2 separate regions of the Homo sapiens genome follow, and region 1 is linked to region 2. A link is an interaction called in ENCODE POLR2A ChIA-PET data of the cell type or tissue named here. Cell type or tissue: MCF 10A. All regions are shown on one strand. Links, peaks and the distances in the headings refer to the core of each region. The heading gives the core; the rest is flanking DNA.

Evidence for each region. ChIA-PET counts read pairs that join two places held together with the same protein. Peaks named below come from ENCODE experiments on the same cell type or tissue, not always from the same donor. Only the 100,000 strongest peaks of a DNase experiment are listed, where the experiment ranks them.
Region 1: POLR2A ChIA-PET joins it to region 2 with 6 read pairs; 4 of 35 experiments call an interaction of 5 or more read pairs at or near these places.

Annotation. Positions count from the first base shown.
Region 1 is chr2:100,772,069-100,780,068 of GRCh38, forward strand. No RefSeq gene overlaps it. Among named protein-coding and RNA genes, the nearest start is that of NPAS2, 44 kb to the right of the region's middle. In MCF 10A, for the core only: no CTCF peak of the experiment used is centred there; a DNase peak (open chromatin) is centred at 4,523.
Region 2 is chr2:100,828,638-100,839,260 of GRCh38, forward strand. All of the region lies in intron 1 of NPAS2 (neuronal PAS domain protein 2), which reads left to right. Among named protein-coding and RNA genes, the nearest start is that of NPAS2, 14 kb to the left of the region's middle. In MCF 10A, for the core only: no CTCF peak of the experiment used is centred there; a DNase peak (open chromatin) is centred at 4,354.

The DNA.
Region 1 (8,000 bases), core at 1-8,000, 57 kb before region 2:
CTGAGGGCTTTCTTCTTGGCTTTTTTTTGGACAGAGTTTTGTTCTTGTCGCCCAGGCTGGAGTGCAATGGCGTAATCTCGGCTCACTGCAACTTCCGCCTCCTGGGTTCAAGCAATTCTCCTGACTCAGCCTCCCGAGTAGCTGGGATTACAGGCATGCACCACCATGCCCAGCTGATTTTATATTTGCAGTAGAGACGGGGTTTCTCCATGTTGGTCAGGCTGGTCTCGAACTCCCAACCTCAGGTGATCCACCTGCCTCAGCCTCCCAAAGTGCTGGGATTACAGGCATCATCTTCTTGGCTTTTAGATGGCTGTCTTCTTGCTGTGCCTTCACATGGTCTTCCCCCTGTGCATGTCTGTCTCCTAATCTCCTCTTCTTATGAGGACACTAGTCATATTGGATTAGGGTCCATTCTCATGACCTCATTTTAACTTAATTACCTCTGTAAAGAATATGTCTCCAAAAATAGTCACATTCTAAGGCACAGGGGGTTAGAACTTCACCACATGAATTTAGAGGGGAGACAATTAAGTCCATAACAAAGATCTGTTAGGTCATGCTAATCTACCCATGAGTTTGTTTATGTTTAATACAGACAGAAAATTCTTTCAGTGATATCAACTGCAGATCTAGAACAGCTAAGAGCTGAGACTGGGTCTTCAGTCACTCTTGACTGCTCAGATCTTACTACAGTGCTTGATGCTTAATATGTAACAAAAGAGAGAAGCAAAATAATGAGGTAATTAAGTGCACAAACCAAACAAACTTTCTCCATCTGCTCAGGCTTTCCAAAGCTAAAAGAGGAGGGAGGCTAAAATTCTATTGGATTATTCTCTAATTCAGCTCCTAACTCTATTCTCAGTCATGAAGATGAGCTGCGACTCATTTGTCCATAGTTAGGGTGAACTAAAACATACTACCTTTTTTCTTAATCTAAGGAAATTTTTTTTTCTCTCTTCACGTGTTGCCTTAAAAGACATTTTCTTGTATGAGTTTAGCTTTTACAAAAAAAAAAAAAAAAGAAAAAGAAACCCCGAAGTCATAGCCTTTTATAATTTTTTTCAGTCTTGTGGCTGTTAAGAGCATACATGTGGGGTTCACATACATTATTTCACTTAATCTTCCCAATAACTCACTTGGGTAGGTGTTATCATTAACGTTTAGACTAGAGGAACCAAGGTTGAAAAAATACGAAGAAATCTGAAAAAAAATCACATAGTTATTGGTGGCAGAATCAGACCTGAACTCTTATTTTCTCAACCCAAGCACTATCCACCTCTATCCTTGGCTCTCCTCCACAAATAGAGATCCACATGTTGGTCTCCCATGCCTTTTCTATCATGAAAAAGAACAGTGGGAAATTCGGGGAGAATGACAAACTGCAGGGTATGAAAATTCGCCTCTATGTCAAACTGTGTTACTCTGAGCACATAAATTTTCTGTTACCCTGGGTTCTCATTTGAAAGTGGGTGCATAGCACAAGATCATCTTTGAGATTCCATTAGTTATATAAAGTTCTATGATGGACATAAGGGAAGTTCACATACTGCCAGGAGGGTAGTACCCTGAACTAAGTTCGGGCAGCACTCCATAATACTTACAGTTAATTACCAACAGATGTATAGGCCCTTTGCCACCACCACATCCACCCCATCCCTCCTGCAGCCCCAGTGAGAGACATATCAAAGATAAACTTCGGGCTGGGTGCAGTGGCTCATGCTTGTAATCGCAGCACTCTGGAAGGCTGAGGCATGGGGATCACTTGAGGCCAGGGGTTTGAGACCAGTCTGAGCAACATAGAGAGACATACTTTTTCAGCACCACGCTCTAACCCACTGAGCTAAAGTTGATAAGAGACACACTTAAGACTGAGAGACACAATTAGGTTGAAGTAAAAGGATGGAAAACATACAAACAGTAAAAGGGGAGATGAGAAATCTAGAGTGACAATACTAATATCAGACAAAATAGACCTTAAGACAATCATTATTAGAGCCAAAGAGCCACATTATAAAACTCTCACCTAATTTACTGAATACTGTACTGAAAATGAAAGACAGCATGGTGGTATGGGTACTGGAAGTACAGTTTCTACTGAATATGTATCACTTTTTGCACCATTGTAAAGTCAAAAAATGGTAAGTTGAACCATGATAAGTCAGGGACTATCTGTCCACTATAATCAAATCCATTGAATTGTACACTTTAAAGGGATGAATTTATGGCATGTAAATTATGTTTCAATAAAGTGGTAAAATAAAGGGAAAAAAAGAACAGCAATCACTGTGATAATAAAGAAAGGTGAGGAGAAGCTGAAGACAATATTTGGCTTTCTTCACAATTTTGCTTTGGGTCAGCCCTGCCCAGGATTCTATGTCAACTATGTCTCTGTCCCCAGACCTACAGTCGCAGCAAGATGAGTGCTATAGAGAGAGGAGTAAACAACACACCCAGTAGAAAGGGGGAAGAAGTAGTTGGTGTCAGAGTTGGAACAATTTAAAGGATGCCTTGACCTGAGAGGCAGAGAACCACAGGAAGGGTTTTATATACAAAGAAAACAGTTGTACTGAGGACTGGAGTTAACCAGGAGTGAAGCATATTGAAGGTGGCTGGCAGGATGGAGGCATGGCCAAAGGCAGGGAGAAAGTAGCTGGAGGGAGAAGGAGCCCTGAAGGCCTCCCAAGATGTGCTAAAGAAGCTAGATTTTAACCCGATCAGGGAGAAGCCAGCAACAGCTCTTAACAAAAGCATCAGATTCGGTTTTTGAGAGCTCATCAGAGTAGATGATAAATGGGAATGGGAGAGAGAAAGGAATAACCAAGACTTGCAGGAAGCCAGATGCAACAGCCCAGGAGAGAGAAAGTGGCTGGTCCACTTTAATCAGAAGGTGGTGGTAGAAAAAAATCAATCTTTTAACACAGACATTCATCCACAACCTAAAATACTATGTTTTTGTCAAAAGGTTATATTCAACTGTATTAACTAGAGTGCATCACTCTGCTGATAAGAAGATTTGAGAGAGGAAGCTGTAATAAGAACATAATATGCAGAGAGAAAATGCACTTCTCCAAGTCCCCCGAGTCTTATTTCATTGGATGCATTTAAAAGCTCTATCATTAAAATAAGTTTAAATTCTGTGATGGGAAGAAATGTCATTTTCATCACAACTTAATGGAACGGTTCATCTTAGAGGCAGGAAGATACTTTGACAAATGGATGAAGGAGGCTTGGTATCTCTAACCTGGGGAGGGTGGCTCAGTGCAGTGGGAGGGAGTATATGGATTTTGCAGACCTGCTAGCTCTGGAAGGCTCTGCTCTGTGCTATTCCTTTTGCACTGTTTCCTCTCAAGGCCTCCATTTTTCTAAATGCTAAATAGATCATGGACACTTGTAACACACATTAAGTAGTATTGTGAGAATTAATACACTTCCATTGGTCAAAAAATCTCGTGTCAGGGAGACCTTAGTAGACTGTTACCATCCTTTATGTATAGTCAGACTCAGAGAGAAACTGTAAAATTCACCAAAGGGACTGTGTGGAAATTGATGGAAGCATTCTAACTGCAGTTAAAACATGCAAATAGAATTCTGAATGCTTTGAGAGAAAGGAAGTCAGCTGTCAGAAAAAGACTGCTAAATGCCAGTATGCATTCTGTACAGGTAAGGTGGAAGAACCCTGGAAGCTGAAGCACTAAGAACTATAGTTTCCCTATAAGAATCCTTCTAACAAGGAAAGAATCATCCGTCATGACTGTGTTTTGATTTGTTGTGGTCAGAAACAGAGAGCCACCTGAATGACATCACGAAATAGAGTTATGAAAATATAGCCTTGCCTTGCATATAGATACGTGAGCCAATGACAAACTACACATGACAACGGTGGTCCCATAAGATTATAGTGAAGCTGCCCTACACAGATGTACCACTTTTTATCTTTTATACAGTATTTTTGCTGTGCTTTTTCTGTTTCTATGATTTTTTTTCATTATGTCCCGTTTTCTCTTTTTTTTTTTTAACTTTTTTTTTTTCTTTTTGATGCGGAGTCTCACTCTGTCGCCCAGGCTAGAATGTAGTGGTGCGATCTCGGCTCACTGCAACCTCTGCCGCCCAGGTTCAAACGATTCTCCTGCCTCAGCCTCCCAAGTAGCTAGGATTACAGGCACCTGCCACTGTGCCCAGCTAATTTTTGTAGTTTTAGTAGAGACGGGGTTTCACCATCTTGGACAGGCTGGTCTTGAACTCCTGACCTCATGATCCACCCGCCTCGGCCTCCCAAAGTGCTGGGATTATAGGCGTGAGCCACCGCGCCTGGCCTTTTTTAACTTTCATGTTCAGGGGTACATATGCAGGTTTGTCATATAGGTAAACTCATGTAACAGGGGTTTGGTGTATAGATTACTCATCACCCAGGTGCTAAACATAGTACCTGATATGTATAGATATATTTAGATATGCAAATACAGTTATGTGTTGCTTAACAAAGGTGATACATCCCAAGAAATGCACCATTAGGCAATTCTGTTGTGGGAATATCACAGAGTGTACTTACACAATCTAGATGGTACAGCATACTACATACCTAGGCTATGTGGTATGGCCTATTGCCCCTAAGCTACAAATCTGCACAGCATGTTACTGTACCAAATACCATATGCAATTATAACACAAATCACTAGGCAATAGGAATTTTTCAGCTCCAGCATAATCTTATGGGACCACCTTCATATATGGTCATCTACCAAAGCATCATTATGTAGTCTATGACTGTACTTACCACTGTGTTACAGTTGCCTACAATATTCATTACAGTGACATGCTGTACAAGTTAGCCTAGGAGCAATAGGCCATACCACATAGTCTAGGTGTGTAGTTGGCTATACAATCTAGGTTTCTGTAAGTACACTCTATGATGTTCACACAAGGGTAAATCACCTAACAACCCATTTCTAAGAACGTATCCCCGTGCATGACTGTATCGTAATGCTGTCTAACAATTTTAAATACTTATAATATGTCAGAAGCTGTGCTAAGCCATTTACAAGCCAGGTCTCATTTAGGCCTCACCATAACCTTATGAAGTTGGCAATATTATTCCCCCTATTACACAACTAAGGAAACGGAAGTTCAAAGAGCTTAAGGGGCTTGCCTGGGGTCACACAGCTTGCATGGGACAGAGTTTGTATCCAAGTCTAAGTGTGGAAGCCAAACTCTAAGTGGCTTGATTAAATTGTCTCAGATTCTAAAATGCATGTGCACTGGAGCTGGTTCAAGAAACCATCCAAGCCCAAAGCAGAGCTAAGGGGTGTCTCTCTCTTGGTCTTTTGATGACTGTCCTCATGTCCTCACCCTGTACACAGCCATTTCTGCTTCCTTATAACTTTGACTCACAAAGGCTTGCCCTGGCCCCCACATCAGCCCCACTGCACCCTTATAATTGGAAGCTTACTGCTAATAAGCCCTATTCCAAATTCCTGTGAAAAGAACCTTCGCAGCCCAGCTCATCCTTTCAGGCCAGGATCACAGTTCAGAGTCCTCTGGCCAACCAGCCTTAAGGTGCCCCGATCCAGTGAGCAACACCAAGGTGGGTCCCATGGAGCAGAACATCGCCACTGCCGCAACAGGGGCCAGGGAAGGGTGGATGTCCCTGGAAGGAGAAGGGATGAGTGGCCAGAGAAGGCAAAGACCAGGGTCTCTAGCACACGCCAACAGGGCAGAGCATTTCTCATAAGGGCCTCCTCCCAAATCCAGTCTGCTCCTGCAGAAGTGGGGACTGAGAACCTACATGGTCTATTGATGACCAGACGGCTGATGGTTAGGAATGAGGACTATAGTGGACTGGTCAAAATTTATCAACATCTGTCCTTGTCCCAACCTCAACAACCACATTTCTATTGATGTCTTTTCTCTAACCACTCAAATCTAAAACTTCAGTTCTCCTCATTCTCTTCCTTCCTGGGCCTCCAAGACTAATCACCTTTTGGTTTGTTTGTTTTTCAATTCTCCCTAATAAATAGCTCTAGAATTCACTCTAGGTTTCCATTTCTGTATCTGTCAACTGAGTCCAGGCCCATATCTCAGGTTGCATCCATTGAACAAAAAATAGCAACACAGCGATCACAGCAATTCTGTAAGGAAGAACTACTATTATCCCCTTGTGACAGATAAGAAAACTGAGGCCAAGAGAAGCTAAGGGGCTTGTTTTAAGTCACATGGATCAGAAGTAGTGGACAAGGATTCAGACCCCTGCAGATATTCCTCTGCTCTTAAGCTCTCAGAGCCCTGCTGTGTGCCTGATGCTAGGAATCATGGATAATGCAGACAGGGGTCCTGCTCTCCCACCGCTGACAGCCTAGTACACAAAACAGGCCATACCCAAAGAGACAGAGAGATAAAGGTCTCATTACAAATGGCACAGGAAAGAGAACCAAGCATACCTGCTTGCGAGGTGGCCCCTGACTGGCATCTGGGAACCTGGCTCCCAGCACACTCCGAGTCAACAGCTAGCTGATGAGCTGACTCCTTATGCCTAGCTATGAAAACAATATGGTCTAGGCTGAACACTGCCTTTCTTCTAGGGGTGTGAAATTTGGCATGTGCTAGGCAGAGGATGCCTAGATAAACAGTCCCCAAGAAAAACTTTGGGTGCTGAGTCTCCACTGGGCTCCCCTGGGCAGAATCCTCACACATGTGCTGCTGCATTTTCACTGCTGGGGGAGGAGCGTGCATTGTGGGACCCTGCCATGGGAGGGAGAGCATCGGGAAACCATCCATGTGTTCTCCAGACTCTGCTTCTTTTCCCTTGTGATCCAGCTGTAGATCTTTGTTACGTCACTGTCATCAATCTTAGCTGTTAACACAACTATACGCCAAGTCCTGTGCATCCTTCCAGCAGATCTCAAATGTAGGGATGGTCTTGGGGATCCTCAACACTCCAACCATGGTAAATGCCACGAAGGAAGAGCACAAGTGATGTAAGGAAGACAGCAGGGGCCTCGTTAGCATGGGGGGTCCAGAAGAACCCTCTGTGGGAGTTCTATGTCAGCCAGTCCTAACGATAACGAGAAGTTCACGGGAACAAGAGCAGGAGGCACATGCTCCCGACAGAGGAAAAGCATGATCAAGAACATGATGGCCCAGTACGTGGCTCCCTAGAGAGCTGAACTACCTCCAGCCAGTGACATCCCTGAAAGCTGGGAGGTCCTTTGATGTCAGAGCTGCAGACAGATGCTGCTCCAAGGGCCTCGGGCCAGGGCCAGGAGTTGAACTTTATGCTACTCCCACTGGAGAGCTATAGAAGGTGTTTGCATGTAGGGAACATGATCCATGCACCTTTTTCAAGGCCCATTCTAGCTGCTATGTGGAAGATGGATTAGAGGGAAAGAGGCAGAAGCCAGGGAGCAGTCGGAGCCCACTCACAATCAAGGGGTACACAAGGCTATACATGGGTGATAGCTGCACTAGAGGATGGGATTTCAGGGGCAAAAAGGTTCAGACAGCAGCCTCCAAGTTGTCTCCCGCCCCCCGCCCCCCTCCAGTGCTCAGCCCATTTGACCCCTAGTCTGCCTGGGAACCCAAGGCTATGGCTCCCACCTAGAGACACAGCCCTACAGCTCCCACGGCCCTGGCGGAGCTTGTCTGTGTAACACAGCAGCCTGAGATGATGTTCTCAGTCTCCGGCGCCCGCGGGATATAAGGTTGCCAGCTGTCCTTCTGCAGAGATATTCTCCTTTAGTTTGACATTTTGTTCTTCGTGTGTTTTTTCTGAAGGGTGTTAAGATTTCTCCTCTTTTATGACAGCAGGCTGATAGTTGATGGGGGTTCGCTGTGTGTCTCATGGAAAAATTAAGTTGGCAACCATGTTCGTTCCTCTCCACCTTAGCTCTACTTCTCTAAAAAAAAATAATGCCATGCACAGTGGTTCACGCCCATAATCCCAGCACACTGGAAGGTCCAGGTGGGAGGATTGCTTGAGGCCAGGAGTTCAAGATGACCCTGGG
Region 2 (10,623 bases), core at 216-8,215:
TTTACTGAAGAGAGAGTCCTTTCCCCATTGCTTATTTTTGTCAACTTTGTTGATGCTCAGATGGCTGCAGGTGTGTGGCTTTATTTCTGAGTCCTCTCTTCTATTCCATTGGTATATGTGCCTGTTTTTGTACCAGTACCATGCTGTTTTGGTTACTGTAGCCTTATAGTATAGTTAGAAGTTGGGTAATATGATGTCTCCAGCTTCGTTCTTTCTGCTTAGGATTCCTTTGGCTATTCAAGCTCTTTTTTGGTTCCCTATGAATTTTAGAAGAGTTTTTTCTAGTTCTGTGAAAAATGACATTGGTTGTTTGATAGGAATAGCACTGAATCTGTAGATTGCTTTGGGCAGTATGAGCATTTTAATAATATTGATTCTTCCAATCCATGAGCATGGAATGTTTCTCCATTTGTTTCTGTCATCTATGTTTTCTTTTAGAAGTGTTTTATAGTTCTCATTGTAGAGATCTTTCACCTCTTTGGTTAGCTGTATTCCTATGTATTTTATATTTTAATGGCTGCTGCAAATGGAACTGTGTGTGTTTTGTTGTTTTTTTTTTTTTTTTGAGACAGAGTCTCATTCTGTCGCCCAGGCTGGATTGCAGTGGCGCAATCTCAGCTCACTACAACCTCAGCCTCCTGAGTAGTTGGGACTACAGGCACGCACCACCATGCCTGGCTAATTTTTGTATTTTTAGTAGAGATGAGGTTTTGCCATGTTGGCCAGGCTGGTCTCGAACTCCTGACCTCAAGTGATCCGCCCGCCTGATCCCAGCACTTTGGAACTGTGTTCTTGATTTGGCTCTCAGTTTGGACGTTATTGGTGTGAAATAATGTAGAAATGCTACTAATTTTTGCACATTGATTTTGTATCCTGAAACTTTATCGAAGTCATTTGTCAGTTCTAGGGGCCTTTTGGTGGAGTTTTTCGGGGTTTTCTAGCCATAGAATCATATCAGCAGCAAAGAGAGAGAGTCTGACTTCTTCGTTTCCTATTTGGATGCCTTTACTTTCTTTCTGTTGCCTGATTACTCTGACTAGCACTTCCAGTACTATGTTGAATAGAAGTGGTGAGAGTGGGCATCCTCATCTTGTTCCAGTTATCCAGGGGAATGCTCTTAAAACATTTTCAATTCTGCTAGAGAAGAGAGGAAGGCAAATGAAATGGATAAAACTCATAAGAAATGTTAATCACCCTTCAGGCAAGGGCACATTTGAAAAGCACCACTCTTGGGCATGGACCTCTGATCATCCTTCTACTTCCTCACTCCTAAGTGATAGTGCATAGCCCAGGAACACCCACCACCTGCTGTCCTCCAATAGGAAAGGAAAAGGCAAGATGACAAAAGAAAAAACCTTCTCAGAGTCAACAGACCACACAAGAAAAAGATACCTTGAAAGCAAAAACAACCTATCAGTAGACTTCCTGGGGACATCATGAGGCAGCCAGCATAGCTCTTTGGTCTTTGTTGCATGCATTGAGGCATCCCAAATATCCTAACGCGAATAGAATTGTTAGTCATCAGACTACGTGCAATAACATGACAGGTGGTAGAAGAAACTTTGAGACCACGAAGAAATGAGAATGCCTCTATTTTTTATTAATTTTTATGAATGCCTATATTTTTTGGCATACAAATGCAAACATTTGTTTTCTCCTTAATTCAGATGGGTTAACTCCATTTCTTTTTATTTTATTTTTATACTATAAGTTCTAGGGTACATGTGCACAATGCGCAGGTTAGTTACATATGTATACATGTGCCATGTTGGTGTGCTGCACCCATTAACTCGTCATTTACATTAGGTATTTCTACTAATGCTATCCCTCCCCCTCCCCCGACCCCACAACAGGCCCTGGTGTGTGATGTTCCCTGCCCTGTGTCCCAAGTGTTCTCATTGTTCAGTTCCCACCTATGAGTGAGAACATGCGGTGTTTGGTTTTCTGTCCTTGGATAGTTTGCTCAGAATGATGGTTTCTAGCTTCATCCAACCCAGCAGCTAGTCATGGTTCTCCGACATGGGCTGGAGTCCTTTTGGAGTATTTTCACAAATAGTCCCCGTCAGTAGAAGTCAGATCTGTCTTTAGTGTTGTATAGAAACATCCATCCATTATTTTTTCAATCTCAGAACTTGATGGCTTCAATTTTCCATTATCCATCATGGAGGGTGAAGACCTTTTAGAAGCAGACAGCATCATACGTCCACATAGGTCACGGGACAAACAGTGCTGATCACTGCCTGTTGACAAAGTGTTGACAGTAAGGGAGGGGAGGAAACATTTTCTTGTAGCTAGAGAGGTTTTTTGAGGAGGTGGGTTGGAGTGAGGACAAGGGGAAGCCAGTCTGGCTGCTACATTGACCTACCAAATCTTGTGTTTGGGCTGGGCACAGTGGCTCATGCCTGTAATCCTAGCACTTTGGGAGGCTGAGGCAGGTGGATCACCTGAGGTCAGGAGTTCAAGACCAGCCTGGGCAACATGGTGAAACCGCTTCTGTACTAAAAATACAAAAATTAGCCGGGTGTGGTGATGGCTGTAATCCCAGCTACTCGGAAGGCTGAGGCAGGACAATCACTTGAACCCAGGAGGCGGAGGTTGCGGTGGACTGAGATTGCGCCATTGCACTCCAGCCTGGGTGACAAAGCAAGACTCTGTCTCAAAAAATAAATAAATAAAAATAAAAATAAATTGTGTGTTTGCCACGTCAGCACTTCAGTTTGTGTTGTCTACGAAAGACATGGCATACAGTATCATAAGTTACTGCAAAAGATGCCTAATTCCCTGGAGATCAAGATCTAATAACAAATACGAGGAAAACTTTAAACCCCAAGTTGTGGGGTGTGTGGTAAGGTGGGGGCGGATGTGTCAGCTAGAACCTTGCTGAGAACGATTGCTCTGCAGCTCTGTCATCTCAGCTCATCTAATGACCAAAAGCAGATGGAAGTTTTTGTGTGACCTCTCCAAGGCCTTCTTAATGGTCAGAGAGAATTTTCCTTTTATGGCCTCCCCCCTTTCCCCTTCATAGCATTGTGGGAGAGAGAGATTCATTCACAACCAATTTGCATGGCAATTTTTTAGAGGTTTTATGATCTCTCAAGCAAAATAAAATCTTCTTTACTTTCATTTGATCTGAAAAGGTACCACTTTTGGAAACTGTCCAGGGGAAGCACGGGACCCCTGGATTTGGATCCAGTTCAAGGTGGCCTTGATGAAAATAGACCCCTATCCTGCATTTTACATCTCCTTCCTGGCTTTTCTATTCTCTCAAACCTGCAAACCCATATTCTTTTTGCCTTCGTTTGCTGTCATTTACCCCCTAGCATGCTGATTCTCAGCTGCCAGGGCCCCAAGTCCTTAACTTGCTCTCCAGTTATTCCTGGGATGCTTCCTGGCAAGGCTCCAGCTGCTGGCATCATTGCTCTTGTCCTGATGTGTGTGTGTGTGATTCTCATGACCAAGCTGGGCTCTGCCTGGGCCTGCGATCCCCGCTGAATCCCCTGCACCTCATGTAGGGTAGGCACATCGGCATTCTATCACATTCCATGGAGAGAATGAGAGAAGAACTGTGCTGATTCCTGACTGCCAGACAGCAGATATGAGCCCCTCAAAGAGAGTCTCAGGAAACTCACAGCACCCTGAGCCACCTGTATCTCCCTTCCCACCCTGGGCAGGTCATTCATCATCCTTGTCCCCTGATTTCTGTAGAGACCTGCTCCAAGCGCTTACCTGACGGTTGCCATGTTGTACCTGCCCTGGCAATTGTTGGCTCCTCCTCAGCCAAGGCCTGCTGCTATTGCTGTACCAGTTCAGGGAGTCATGTTCCCGGTGCTCTGTGAAAAATGGGGATTTATTGGGCAGCAAGGTGGTGCGCTCCAGTGTGCGCCACATCTGTTTGGTCTTGTACTGTTTGGTATATACACAGTCCCTCGGTGGGAGTTGTTGGTTAGCCTTCCAACTGTGCAGTAGGTTTTTCTCCTCTCGCCATGCCTGGTCTAGTAGCATTCTCCCCAGAAGAACGTTGCTGCTGGTCTGCTTAAGAGACCTGGATGGGCCCCTGCCTGGCAATGACCCAGGAAACAATGGGGGTGCTAGTGCAGGAGACACCATGCTTAAATTTTAAAAGGAATAGTTAATTCTTCTTGGGCTCCCAGTTTCTGGGAAGCTGTGCTGTGTTTGTGTGAGTTAGGTGTCCAAAGTGGTCAGCTATCTAACCTCTCTGTACAAAATCTCCTTATGTTTTCCTCGTGCCATGTGTCTAAGCACATATCTCTATGAAGCAACGGCATCTCTTTGCCCATTTTGTACTTCTTTGGGTGGTATCATTCGGATGTGCTTCCCTGAGGCGATGTCTGTGTTTTCTAACAGCTCAGACTTTGGCAGCTCTTGCATCTATTGCAGCCTGTTTATATGAGACACCTATAAAAACATTCAGCCTGCACCGTGGGTGTGCCAGCAGCACCCTATGACCTGATTTTAAATCACAGTGTGTGAGTGGCCATCGTCTTATGGGCCAGGGCATTTTTAAATGGTGTAACGAGGACAGCGCATGGCCCATAGCAGAAAGCTTTGACGCCCTGATATGGTCACTGTGACCAAGTGGCCTTGGCAAGTTGCATAAACCCCATGACTCAGTTTCTTCGTCTGTGAAAGGGAGATATTGATACTCAGGATGAGAATCAAGAGGAGAGAATGCTTGTTAGAGTTTCATAAAAATGAAAAGTAGTGCTATTGATTTATTTTGCGCTGTGACCAGTTCACTCAAACTCTTGCACACCCAGCTGGGTAAATGCCAGCCTCAAGGTGTTTTCTTCTTGAATGAAGTACTTGGTTTTTTCAGACAAGGTACATTCTAGCAAGTAAAACCCCAACATATCCCAGTGTTCTCTTGAAAGCTAACATGAAGTGGGGGAAGTGAAATACTTCAACTCTAGAAGCCAAACACTCAGAATGTCTTGGCAGTTGCTTGGGGCTGCACAGTGTGCTTTTGAAAGCTTTTGCCATTTATAAGAGCAAAGTACCCTGATAACCTTTTGTGTCTGGGATTTCAGTCCAAATCAAATAGCCTCTGTGTATCCCATGGATTCTGAAATTTTTATGGGATGTGTGGGGCTGTTTTGCCATGATGAATGTGACATGTGCTACTTCATGTGGCCTTTCTTTTTTATCTAAAGAGGCTTGGCTTGCAGAATGGAGGCTCAGCTCCCACAGTTCTTAAAGGATCCTATTGTTTGTCTCCTATGTCAGCATCCCCTGAAGAATAAGGATCACCTGGTTTTCAACGGAACCAGGAGTTTATTCTTCAGATTGGAGACACACTCCCAATTCTGGTTAATAAGCTGGTTTTGAGGTGGAAGGAAAGGACCCTAGTGATCATCTGGTACAACGTGGTGCACCTTTTCCAGGTAAAAACTAGAGGCTCAGAAAGCAAAGAGGCCTTTGCTGACTCCTGGAGCTTGCCCGGCACCGAACAGACCAGCCGACCCCTTCCTGGTGGCTCAGTGCTTCTCTTTCTCTGATGAGTCCTGAAGAGGCTTCCTCACCTGGAGAATCAGGGGTTTCTCAGGCCCTGCTTCCAGAGAATCCATAAGAATGAGGCTTTCTGGGCTCAGCCGGCGCACTCTCCACCCAGAGGTTTTGGGAGGGCCACGCCACAGGCCAACTACCCACTCTGCCTGAATCGCCTTATCTCTCTGTGTGCTCTCCACAATCTGCTCTCTGCCGTGAGTAGCATAAGATAAGGAAGGCTGGGTGCTAGAGGCAGCTGGGTACAGGGAGAAACAAGGACAAGGATGGACACGGACCGTCCACTTGACTTGTGGGAACCAGCTGACTCTCTTAGGTGCGGACATCTGACTTTTTTCAGATAGACTGAACGCACAGAGCTCATTCATGCCTATGAAGGAGACTAAACTGCCTACTTACTTGACCAGCTTTTAATAGTGCTTCTCATGTATGCCAGGCGGGGTCAGGGTCAGCTGCAGGATTTTCTCACCCGTACTTTTTAATCCCATAACATTGCCATCCTTGGCCATCCCTTTATCATTTTTCTTTTCTTTTCTTTTCTTTTTTTTTGAGATGGAGTCTCACTCTGTTGCCCAGGCTGGAGGAGTGCAGTGATGTGATATTGGCTCATTGCAACTTCCACGTCCCAGGTTCGAGCCATTCTCCTGCCTCAGCCTCCCAAGTAGCTGGGATTACAGGCATGCGCCACCATGCCCAGCTAATTTTTTATTTTTTATTTTAATTTTTGTATTTTTAGTAGAGACCGGGTTTCACCATGTTGGCCAGGCTGGTCTCAAACTCCTGACCTCAAGTGATCTGCATGCCTTGGCCTCCCAAAGTGCTGGGATTACAGGCGTGAGCCACTGCGCCTGGCCCCTTTATCATTTTTCCATAACAATTTAGGCAAGGTAAAAATATCATCAGGTCCAAGGATCATTTGGGAGGGGGGACCCTGTGTTCGACAGTCATCGTTACAGACACGAGTTTGCTCATTTGCTTTGACAGCAGTCACTTGGAGGGAAGCACTATGCTCTTCCCATTTTCCATACAGGCCACCGGGGCGCAGATAAGTTAAATGACTGGCATGAGGACAGTCAGAACAGGAACTTGAATTTCACTGTTTAGAGAAGAACCAGAAATAGAACAGCTCGTTTTTATTTACTTTTTCTGAAATGTTGCTTTGAAGAAAATAGGATGTGTGTAAATCAAATCCAGCATCTGAACCTGCCTTCTTTAGCTTCAGCAGGTTTTTCTTGAGCAGGAGGTCACTGTGCGGCGGCTGGGTGCATGCCGGAGTAGGAAACCACTCCAGTTTGGTGTCCGTGCTCGACTCCACCCTTCGGAGGAGGAGGCTGCGTGTGAAAGGGTACAAAAGAGGAACGCTTGCAGGAAAATCTTTTTTAGGACAAAATCATTATTCTGTTCCTTGCTGTCTTTTAGTAGCGATCCAGCTTTCCAAAATTGTTTCTCTGGCTGTAATAAGGATTGTTAAATCAGGACACTCATTATGTCTCTCCTCATTTTGGAGTCAGGTACATCTTTCTTCAGCTGAGCTTAACCTAGAAGCCAGCATGGAAAGGTAGGGGTCACCTGGACCACATTTGTCAAACAGCTTTTCACCTGGGTCTCATCATCCCGGGCCTGGAAAACCCGAGATGGACTGAATTTATGGGGAAGCCTCCTAGAAGTCACTCAGGGTCACCCCAAAACATATCCTCCTGCCCCTCTTCCCCTCCACAGCTGAGCACAGACCTCAGCACTCAATGTAATATAAAGGAAATACATGCAAGCAAGATATTACCGACTTTTGAGTAACAGGGTTTTCTAAGTCATTGTTCCTCGGTTTGACTCCTGGGGAGTATCTCCGTAGTGATTCACTTAACTGATTAAGGGCAGTTCAGAGCATCCTAACCCCACTCCCGCCACCAGCCTTGGTTGTAAGCAGAGATGCCAGGCTCTCTTTGCAGGATGGCAGTGAGGAGCCCAGTTAGGTTACTTCCACTTTGTCTACCTTCCTGCTGCTACCGTTTATGAAAACAGAAGCAAAATCTGAACATAAACATCAATAAAGTAATTTGATTGACATACATATACACACACAAAATCAAATTTGCCCTAGCGACCTCACTTCGATGTGTACCACCCCCATCCCAGAGAGGTGGGATCAGCCACCCAGTGCCTTCTCAGAATAAGCATATTACCCTGACCCGAGCCATTTCTGTTTTGTTTTCTTCTCCCCACCTGGAATCCTTGAATAACATCTGTCTGAATTATTCTGGGCTGTATATCATTTCAGAGAGTTCTAGGAAACAACACTGAAACTGATTTAAGAAGGCTTTTCAGCTGGAAGACATGGCCACTCAACGCCTGCGCCTGGGGACAGTGGTGGTAGGGGAGGGTGAGGTTGGGATGACCTGTGGTAGGACCAACCATGGAATAACAGGGTCAGGAGTTAACGATTCAAGGGGTGCCTCCGAGTTCCCATTGTGCAGGTCAGGGGTGGCTCTACCGAGTGAATGCCCTTCTTCTTTCTTCCGTACGCACGGAACTGTTTTGCATCTTGGTTCCAATGCCTCCCTGGGTTCTATGGCATTGCAGCTTTGCCCCGTCGTGAAGGCAAGTCCCCGGGCCACATGTATAATGTTGGGGGAAAGAGGTATACAGGGTTTGGGAGGAATGGGGTTTTCCTCCATTTTCCCAGATAGGGAAATGTGTGGTCAGAAATATGAAAGAACTTTGAAAAGAACATGAGATGAGGTCTGTGAATTGTGAAACATGGTGCTCCTCTTAGTTCTGGGGCAGATTTTTCAGGATCAAGAACTAAAACCAAGAATACCTTTGAACACTTTAGTGTGGCTCATCTGGTGGCCACACTCACATTGCTATTTCCAGTAAATTACATCGCTTACAGACACTAGAGCCATACAGCAGCGGGACCCCATCCTTCCAGAGTTATTAATGTTCTAGGACAAATCTAGTATCCCAAGGAGATTTTCTTTCAGCTAAAGCAGAAGCCTGAATTCACTTGAGTTCGGGCAGAATAGATAATTCATCCAGATTACTTGAGGCCCCAAATGGATCTGACAGTCTAAAAGTTAGATTGTAAAAGGCCGTATTGATCCTAATATCTTATTCTCTTTCTTATACCTAACTAGGGATTGCCATTTTTATTTATTTTGTTTTTTTGAGATGAATTTTTGCTCTTGTCACCCAGGCTGGAATGCAATGGTGCGATCTTGGCTCACTGCAACCTCTGCCTTCTGGGTTCCAGCTATTCTCCTGGGATTACAGGCATGCGCCATCACGTCCAGCTAATTTTTTTGTATTTTTAGTAGAGACGGTTTTGTATTTTTAGTAGAGACGAGGTTTCTCCATGTTGGCCAGGCTGATCTCGAACTCCTGACCTCAGGTGATCCACCCGCCTTGGCCTCCCAAAATGCTGCGATTACAGGCATGAGCCACCGCACCTGGCCTGGATTGCCATTTTTAGACACACAGTTTACCTTTTAATTTTGCACTGTCCTGTTTTGATAACTACCTGGAAAATACTTGGGGTTAGCTGCTAATCTGATTGAAGATAAATGGAGTTTTCCTCAGATTGGTCTTTTTGCCCTTTTCAAGCTGAAGTAAAGAACAGTTGGGCGTATGCTGGGAGGAGGAGATATGGAAGAGAGACACTGTTGTCCTCAACTGTGATTCTAATCCAGGAAGTGTCCTTTAGAGAGGAGGGTCAGGGAATGACAGAGCTGGACGAGACCTTAGAGGTCAGGAAGCCAGCACCATCATTTTACAGAAGGGGAAACTGAGGCTGAGGCTCATCAGTGGCAGAACCCAGGGTGGGAACAGGTCTTCAGCCTTCTGTCATGAGGTCACCATCTGCCTTTCCACCTCATTCTCTGCAGCACCCTTTCTTTCTTGCCCTACCTGTCTTTCAGTGGCAGTGTTAATTATTTTAGACACAAGAACGTGATTGTAGCTGTGACATCAGAAAACGACTATCTTTCAAGCCCTGAAATTGTCATCCCTGGGTTAGCTTTTTTTTTTTTTTTTAATAATTCCCCTAAGTCAGATGGGTTATAATAAACATTTAAGATTTGCTTTTCATGAATATGTGTGCTGATTTAATTTTTCCTGAAGATTATTTCTTTTTTATTTGAGACAGAGTTTTGCTCTTGTTGCCCAGGCTGGAGTGTAGTGGTGCAATCTCAGCTCACTGAAACCTCCACCTCCTGGGTTCACACGATTCTTCTGCCTCCACCTCCTGAGTAGCTGGGATTACAGGCACCCACCACCACGCCTGACTAATTTTTGTATTTTTAGTAGAGAAGAGGTTTCACCATGTTACCCAGGCTGGTCTCGAATTCCTGACCTCAGGTGATCTGCCTGCCTCGGCCTCCCAAAGTACTGGGATTACAGATGTGAGCCACCATGCCTGGCCTTTCTCTTGAAGATTGATTTGCATAGTCAGTACGCTGAGATGGAGAGAGCAGGACACCGGGGTCAGAAGACCCCTGGTCTAGGCCCTTTTAGCTGCAGAGAAGTGACTGACTTTACATCCTCTGAGAAATTGAGATAACAAGGCCTGCCTTCTCAAAGGGGTGTTCATAATAATCGGAGGAGATAATGAGGGTGAATTTGCTTTGAAAATTGTTAGTACTGCTTAGAAAGTTTAAGGGGTGCTTTGCTCCATTGCTTTGGATCAGTTATTTTTTAATATACAGAGAAGAGATTAAATTTTAGAAATATATATTAAATATATATTTACAGTTGACCCTTGAACAACAGAGGTTTGAACTGTGTGGAATCACTTATATGCAGCTTTACTTTCAATAAAAGTTATAGTGAATGTGCCTGACTCTCCTGCCTCCCCTTCCCTTCCTCCGTCTCTCCCACCCCTGAGACAGCAAGACAAACCCCTCCTTTTCCTCCTCTTCCTCCTTCTTGGCCTACTCTACATGAAGATGATGAGGATGAAGACTTGTTTTGTTGTTATTGTTGTTGTTGTTTTTGAGACAGTCTCTCTCTGTTGCCCAGGCTGGAGTGCAGTGGCACAATCTTGGCTCACTGCAACCTCCACCTCCTGGGTTCAAGGGATTCTCCTGCCTCAGCCTCCTGAGTAAC